2 separate regions of the Homo sapiens genome follow, and region 2 is linked to region 1. Evidence: chromatin contacts called from ENCODE Hi-C data. All regions are on one chromosome and are shown on one strand. The core of a region is the stretch at or near the end of the contact, and the rest is flanking DNA. Distances in the headings are between cores, read along the strand shown. Region 1 overlaps KAZN (kazrin, periplakin interacting protein). Region 2 overlaps KAZN (kazrin, periplakin interacting protein).

What was found. Hi-C counts contacts between places; a loop is a spot of excess contacts on that map. Pooled maps may share reads with other maps.
Region 2: a map of endothelial cell of umbilical vein shows a loop between it and region 1 (4-fold over the local background). The contact joins two enhancer-like sites. A Hi-C loop is called at or near these places in 3 of 168 maps with a recorded cell type or tissue (PC-9, endothelial cell of umbilical vein and head of caudate nucleus) and 3 of 50 pooled maps.

Annotation. Positions count from the first base shown.
Region 1 is chr1:14,968,303-14,972,267 of GRCh38, reverse strand. All of the region lies in intron 2 of KAZN (kazrin, periplakin interacting protein), which reads right to left. Among named protein-coding and RNA genes, the nearest start is that of TMEM51-AS1, 180 kb to the left of the region's middle. RefSeq lists enhancers at 1,498-2,220, 3,408-3,965. Within about 2 kb of position 1,912, at least 5 of the 41 ENCODE cell types and tissues checked have a DNase peak (open chromatin) inside an H3K27ac peak, as active enhancers do.
Region 2 is chr1:15,006,154-15,010,103 of GRCh38, reverse strand. All of the region lies in intron 2 of KAZN (kazrin, periplakin interacting protein), which reads right to left. Among named protein-coding and RNA genes, the nearest start is that of TMEM51-AS1, 140 kb to the left of the region's middle. Within about 2 kb of position 1,971, at least 5 of the 41 ENCODE cell types and tissues checked have a DNase peak (open chromatin) inside an H3K27ac peak, as active enhancers do.

The sequences.
Region 1 (3,965 bases), core at 663-3,162:
TTCTTGCCACACTTTCAAGGTCATGTCCTGACCCTGTCATGGCCAGGTAGGCATGAAGACCTGCACAGTGATGGAGGCCATGCTCCAAGCAAAATTTAATGGGGTCTTGGGCAAGGTCTTCTGAAAGGCATTTGGAGAGCCTGGCTTGACGCACACCGAGTCCTGTCCTCATTCTGCAGAATCCATCTCTGACCTTTCCTGGGAAGGGGCCAGGGAGGGGTGGATTAATTAAAAGCTGAGGATCAGCGTGTGCAGCCTCTGCCCCTACCGTAAAGACAGCCTCTGCTGCAGCCGAGACCACTGGCATTTCCGGGGGCTGGAGCATGCTCAATGCCCTGCAGGGGAAGGAGGACGAGACTGGGAGGAGGTGGGAAGAAAAACTTCTGTCTGGTGTGGCCAAGAGAGCAACCTTGCAGCCTTTCTTCCCGGGGACCATTTTCAGAGCGAAGACGGAGAATGCATTAAAACTCCTGGTGCCGAATGGTGTGAACCCGGGAGGCGGAGCTTGCAGTGAGCAGAGATCGCGCCACTGCATTCCAGCCTGGGCAACAGAGCGAGAGTCCGTCTCAAAAAAAAAAAAAAAAAAGAAAAAGAAAAAAAAAAAAACAACTCCTGGTGCCTCCAGGGAAGGGGGCCTCTGAAAGACACCCACTTCCAGATCCTCTCCTCTTTCTCCTCTCTTCCCTATTTCACTCTTTTCCTCTTTTCTGCTGTGATCACCCCTGAGAACCTCAGAATCAAAGAAGTACCTGCCAAATATCTATGAAGAAAATCAGTTTGGAAAACAGACTCATTAGGGATCAAGCTTTGGCTCCAAAACCTACTAGCTAGAAGGCCGTAGAAGATTTTCTTTTTCTTTTCTTTTTTTGTTTGAGACAGTCTCGCTCTGTCGCCCAGGCTGGCGTGCCGCGGCGCAATCTCAGCCCACCGCAACCTCTGCCTCCCGGATTCAAGCAATTCTCCTGCCTCAGCCTCCTGAGTAGCTGGGATTACAGGCACGCGCCACCATGCCTGGCTAATTTTCGTATTTTTAGTAAGGACAGTGTTTCACCATGTTGGTCAGGCTGGTCTCAAACTCCTGACCTCATGATTCGCCCGCCTTGGCCTCTCAAAGTGATGGTATTACAAAAGCATGAGCCATTGCATCCGGCCAGAAGAATTTCTTAACCTCTCTCATCCCCATTTTATAGATGGGGAAACTGAGGCTAACACTACCCATCGAACATGGGTTGTTGGGAGGACTGATGACTCACGCAGGCAAAGGAATGAAGAGAGTGCCTGGCAAATTCCAAGTGCTAAATACATGCTAGCCGAAATGATTATCACTCCAAAGTGATGCAGTGTGTGTTCACACCTCAGTCTTCCCAACTACAAAATGGGCTTAATCTCCCCTCCCCAGAACACAGAAGAGTTGAGCTCTGGTAAATGTTTCCAAAACAAGTATCAGATGGGCGTGGGTGAGTGCTAGAGGGTGTCTGTGCATTTGCAAACAGACCAGCCTTTCCGTTGTTCTCAGGATAAATGGAAGACTTCCATAATTAGAACCTTAAGACATCACGGAATCTACTAAGAAGCTGATCCAAGTGTTGAAGCAGACGCCGGAAAGGGCACATGTTAGGGAGGCTGTGTGGGGGACAGGGACGCCTGGGGGAAGGCGCCGTCCTGGCTGCCTGTGCAACTCACAGAGGGTCAAGGACTCAGTGCTAAAAACCCCAGATGAGGACGAGAACATCAGTTCCTCGGGTGCAAAAAAAATTACTGCATAAAAAGCAAAGGGGACAAAGTTTGTTGCAAATGTGTAGACTGTCAGTCACCAGAACCCCAGACTTCAGGGCAGGTTCTGGAAACAATTCTATTTAAAAGGATCTCTGTGTTGGACTGTGAGTCACGGGGTTGCCAAGGAGCCTGGCCTTGCAGAGCCCCGCCCACGTGATACAGGGCTTGGTCAGGTGACTTGCTTTGGCCAATGAGATATCAGCAAGCACGACACAAGAGATGGTTTTAAGGCTCTTGTGCAAGGTAATTGAAGGATCTTAACGGGGAAACTGGGTATACAGCAACGCTCCGTACTATCTTAGAAACTTTTCTGTAAACCTCAAACTACTCTCAAATTAAATGATGATGATTATTAATTATTTTTAAAAAGTGCTTGTGGGCCAGGCACCATGGCTCATGCCTATAATCCCAGCACTTTGGGAGGCCGAGGCAGGTGAATCACTTGAAGTCAGGAGTTCAAGACCAGCCTGGCCAACACGGTGAAACCCCAGCTCTACTAAAAATGCAAAAATCAGCTGGGCGTGGTGGCGGGCGCCTGTAATCCCAGCTACTCAGGAGGCTGAGGCAGGAGAATCGCTTGAACCCAGGAGGTAGAGGTTGCAGTGAGCCAAGATCATGCCACTGCACTCCAGCCTGGGCGACAGAGTAAGACTCTGTCCCCCCACGAAAAATAATATAAAATAAAATAAAAAGTACTTGTGCATTAGGGCATGGGTTCTTTTTAGGAATCCAGCTGCCCTCTGAAGCAGCCAGGGTGAGGGTGCTGAAAGCAGGTCCAGTGGCAACTATAACAGAACAACAACAGAGCCTGGGCAATTCTTCCACCTGACCATCAATTATTATCAACTGGATCAAAATGTGGAGTCTAAGAAGCCTTTAAGGGGGATCTGTTAACAATATTTAAAAGCAGCCGGTAGTATGTAAGGAAGACATTCTGTCTGTAGAGTTAAACTTTGTGGAAGCTTCCAGTGAGTTCCGAGATTTACCAGCAAAGAGTCTTCTACGTCAGGGCTGTGGGACCGAGGGGCTGGCTCAGGGTGGGCCCCCTGCAGCAGCCCCGAGAGCCACCAGGCTAAAGAAACAGCAGTAGCTTCAAGCGTATGAATTTACTAAAGAGGAACATACACATTCAACCCCAGGTGATGAACTGCATAGAAGATGAACACGTCTTTGATGGAGGGAATGAGACTAAGAATGGAGTGCGGATGTGGGAAGGGACACAGGAAACATCAAGTAGCTTTTCAAACCCACACAGTGCTGTGGTGACAAGGATGTGTGTCTAAGAAAGCAAGTGGGCATGGCCGCCCCAGCACAGATGACACATCGTTCTATTCAACAGCCTCTCAGGCCACCTACTACCCCACTGTCTGCAGGCCTGGTGACATCTGCAAAGGCAGCCAGGGCATGGCTGCACCTGCTGGGAGCTTTAGTCTTCCAGCCCCACCGACCCCGCTGGACTTAAGACAGTCTCTGCAGCCTAGAACTCCTTGAAGCAGGAATGCCTATGGGATAGACTCTCATCTACAGGCCTGGTTGGCCACTTGGAAAAATAGGATTCAAGTAAGGTACACTGAGTGTGTCGTAGGTTTCAGGCATGTCCCTAGACTCTGAGCAGGGCCTGGAATGCTCTGAACCACAGGCATCGGCACAAGCTTTGGGGTAGGGAAGCTTTCAGGGAACATTTGGTGAATGAGCAAATTAAATAATAAAGTTGTGTTTCTTTCAGTGTAAGGCAGGTGACTCACTCTGTGGCAGGGAAAAGGCTCCCACAGGCCTTAGTCCTTCCAGTAAGGAGAGGAAACTCCGGATCCTTTCTTCTGCTCCATGCTCAGTCAGTGCTAGCTAACTCCACCCGCCCCGTGCTGGCTGCTGTGCCCTGCAGGCGTTTCTAAAGGAAACAGATGACCCTCACGTGTCCTAAGCCCTGAGAGAGGGCAGTGTTTAGGGCTGCCAAGTCCAGGGAAAGAGAGGGCCTGGTTCGTTTCCCATTCTTGTTGTAACAAAGTGACACAATGCAGTGGCTTCACACGGGGTCCCCAAGCCCCAGGCCATGGACTGGTACTGGTCCCTGGCCTCTTAGGAAGCAGGCTGCACAGCAGGAGGTGAGGGGCGAGCGAGCGAAGTTTCATCTGTATTTACAGCTGCTCCCCATCACTCACATTACCGCCGGAGCTCCACCTCCTGTCTGA
Region 2 (3,950 bases), core at 722-3,221, 38 kb before region 1:
GATTTAAAAAGACTTAAAAAGATATTAAAACTAATCACACTGTGTGGATATTTGGATCCTGATTCCAACAAGGTACAGAATTTATGAGTCAATAGGAAATTTGAGTAATAACAGTATCTGATCATTTTTTCAAGTGAGATGATAGTTTGGAGGTTATGTTTCTTAAAAAGAGTCCTTATCTTTTATAGATACATATTACAATATTTGTAGATGACATGATGCATCTTGGATTTGCTTCAAAATATTATGGGGAGGAACGAGCGGAGGGTGAGACAGAATTGGCCATGGGTTGATGAATGTTTGGGGTCAGGTAATAGGTAAATGGGATTAATTTCATTATTCTATTCACTTCTGTATGTAACAAAAATGTTCCATAATAAAAAATGCCACCAAGGCTAGCAGAAGACATTTTATGCCTCTGCCCAGTGGTCCAAATGGTGGAGCTTGAGTCTTGGCCAAGTTCTGTAGCCTTGTCCTCGCTCTCTTCCTTTGCTATGGAGCTGACAGCTGTCCCGTCTGCATGGGTGCTCAAAGCAGCCTCTCCCAACACATCTCTCAACTGCTGTGGGCTTAGCAAGAGGACTGGGCTCATTGCAGCTGTGGAAGCACGTTTCCCCAGCCTGAGCAAGGGGTGCCATGTGTGCAAAGGTGCTTGGCGTTGTGACTCTGGGTCTGCCTGTTCCCAGGCAACCCTCCTGGCCTTCCTGGTGCTCAGCGTGCTCTGGGAGCTGGGATGGCGCTTACCTGAGTTCTCCATAAGCACACTGTCACATGGCGCCCTCCCTCTCTTCTGTCGGGATTCTGGGTGCGGGAGGGGAATGTGACTGCTGCTTCTGTGAACAGGCACAGTCTCCTCAAGGCACATTATCCCAGGCTCTAACCCTGGGCGTGCTTTAAAAATCTTCCTGTCTTTGCAGGACGTGCCCAGGATGCCACCTGGGGAGTCAGTGCCCGGGCAGTAGGCTGCCCGAATTTCCTGGTGCCCTTGGGCCCCCTGGGTAGGGCTAGCTAAGGCTGGAGGGAAGGGGGCTGCTGGCTCACCCCAGCGGGCGGGCTCGTGTGCAAAACTGCCAACTCAGCACACGGGCTTTATTTACTTCTGCAAGAGAGAAAAGTATGTGACCTCTTAAGGAAACCAAAGTGAAGAATTTCCTGCCTGATTGTCCAGGGGGGAATAACAGGAACTGAGCTACTTACAGCCCAAACAAACAGCACTAAGTGATGAGGATGCAGGAGAGGCCTTGAGGACTGTGGCTGGCAGGGGAATGGGACCTCAGCCTTGCCGCTCCTCTTATGACTTTGCCGCCTCTGCCCAGGGCTCCTGGGCCCACAGGGACCATTGAGAAACCTGGGCTGACTCTCAGGATAGTAACAGTGCCTTACACAGACCTTGAACTTGGAAGGCAGACGGGACAAGCTAGAAAGAGCCTTAGACTTAGAGCCAGATACCAGGGCTAGAAGCCCTGTGGCACCTGTGCAGGTCACATAACCTCTGGCCTTTGAACCTGCCTGTTCCAGAGGGGTTTAAAGGGTCACATGAAATGACCTCTGCGAAGAGCTCTGCAAACAGTGAAGTGCTCTGGAAACCCGGCAGGGCATTCCCGGTCCTCATCATAGCTGTCTCACTCACCTCACACAACCTACTGAGTACCAGTGTTCCCATCTGATGAATGAGAAAGTAAGGCTCAGAGGGGTTAAATGACTTGCCTTGGTCAGCCTGCCAGTGAGCAGCAAGGCCGACTACTCTCAGGCTCGCCTGAGACCTGCAGAGTCCAGCAGGATCCACTGTAACACCTGCCACTTCTGGCCACTCATCCACTTGGGAAAACTCTTTCCTCCACGACTCTGGCAGCCTGGGCTTCAGACTTACAGCCGAGGCCTGGACTCCGAGGTGGTGCCGTCTGGATGGGTGAGGTGTGGCCCAAGCGCTGGGCTCATGGAGATAAGCTTCGGGCTGAGCTTCCAGGGGGAGCAGCTACCCACTTCCGCAGGCCACGAGTTCAAGACAAACAAGGCCTCCAGGAGCCTCAGCAGGCCTCAAGGCCAAAACAGTTATTTCATTTAAAAGGGAAGGAAGAAGGAGGTGATTTTTCTGCTCCAGAACTTGGCAAGAGACTCCGCAGCTGACCAGTCCCACTCGCAGGGGCCGCCTCTGTGCCAAGGCTGGGTGACGGCACGGCTCCCTTCCTGTGCTGATGGGGGCTCAAGGCTTTTGCACATGGGAGATGCTATGAACTGATAACTCTATCAGGAAAAAACTCCTTATGCAAATCAAAGCCGAGAAGTGAAATGGGCGGTGGCATTCAGGTTTGTTAGCAAGCAGGCATATGCTGGAAATGAGGAGTGCGCTGTTCCCAGTCTCCTCCGCTGTGGAGATACCCACTTTGCCGGGCCTGCTAATCATCTGTTATGGAGGCGGGCAGGTGAGCTACCTGCCCGGCAGAGCAGAAACCAGGAAGGGAAGGAAGGGGAGGGCTCCCACTACCCAACGGGTCGGCTGGCCAAGCCCACCTTGCGTCCCACCAGAGCTCGGCCCGAGCCTCCCACCTGGGACCTCCTCCTGCTCCCTGGGTCCAGATGTGGCCAGCCTGGGAAACAGAGAGGCCTGAGAGAGCCCTGGGCTCAAATCACACCCTCCACACCTCCCAGCCTAGTGCAGTGTGCCAAACTGGGGACCGTAATGTCTGCACCTCAAAGGTAGTGGCAACATTACATTCCTAGCTCATGAAAAACCCTCGCCAGATTTGGAGTGCCCGTTCTGGGTTCCAATCCTGCCTCTGCAGCTCACTGGTGATAAATGGGGTTAATCATACCCATAATATTCCAGCCCCTCACCTAGTGCTCTGGTTCCCGAGGACTGCCCAGCCTCCCAACATGCTGACTCTCAGAGTTGTTGCCAAAGGTTACATGAGTGTCTGTCCAGTTCCCAGCAGGGGCTTGGCCCCTTGAAGGTACTGAGTAAATACAGCTGTGATTGGTATTATGAGTATCATCAATCAATCCTTCCCTGGAATTTTCTGTTTTTCTTTTTTTTTTTTTTTTTTTTTGAGACGGAGTCTTGCTCTGTCACCCAGGCTGGAGTGCAGTGGCGCGATCTCAGCTCACTGCAAGCTCCGCCTCCCAGGTTCACACTATTCTCCTGCCTCAGCCTCCCGAGTAGCTGGGACTACAGGTGCCCGCCACCATGCCCGGCTAGTTTTTTTGTATTTTTAGTAGAGACGGGGTTTCACCATGTTAGCCAGGATGGTCTCGATCTTCTGACCTCGTGATCCGCCTGCCTCGGCCTCCCAAAGTGCTGGGATTACAGGCGTGAGCCACCGCGCCCAGCCCCTTCCCTGGAACTTTCTAAAATGGCAATCCTTGGCGCATCCCACCCTTCTTCCTGGCTTTATTTTTCTCCTTAGCACTTAGCACCAACTACCAGATCATACATTTTACTTATTTCTCTGGTTTATTATCTGTTTTGTCAACTGCTGTATCCCTGGCACCTAGGACAGTGTCTGGAACATAGTAGGTATTCAGTAAATATGTGCGGCATGAATGAGTGATTGATCACCTGCTTCCGCTCTGACACGTGGGCCTCAGCCCTGTGGATGGGATAAAATATGATGACGGGAAAGATAGGAGAAAGACCCTGCCTTTTCCCGGCTCGCTGTCAGGAGGGACCAGCCCGGCCCGGGCTTTTCTTGCTCCCATCCAGTCCAATCCAATTAGAACTTCACAAGCTGCTGCTGCATGCAAGGTAGCTGCTAGGTGACCACCAAACCTCTGCAGGTAGGAGAGGGCTCCTCTCTTCCCTAAGCCTAGCAAAGATTTAGCTCAAACCTCCCCTGGCCCAGAGGCCTGGGTCATCTACCTCTAGTCTTACTCCTGGCCATGAGAATCCTCCTTTGCTTCAACAAGATACTGGATGCAAAAGTGTTTTGTAAATGCTAAAGGGCTTGGCCTTT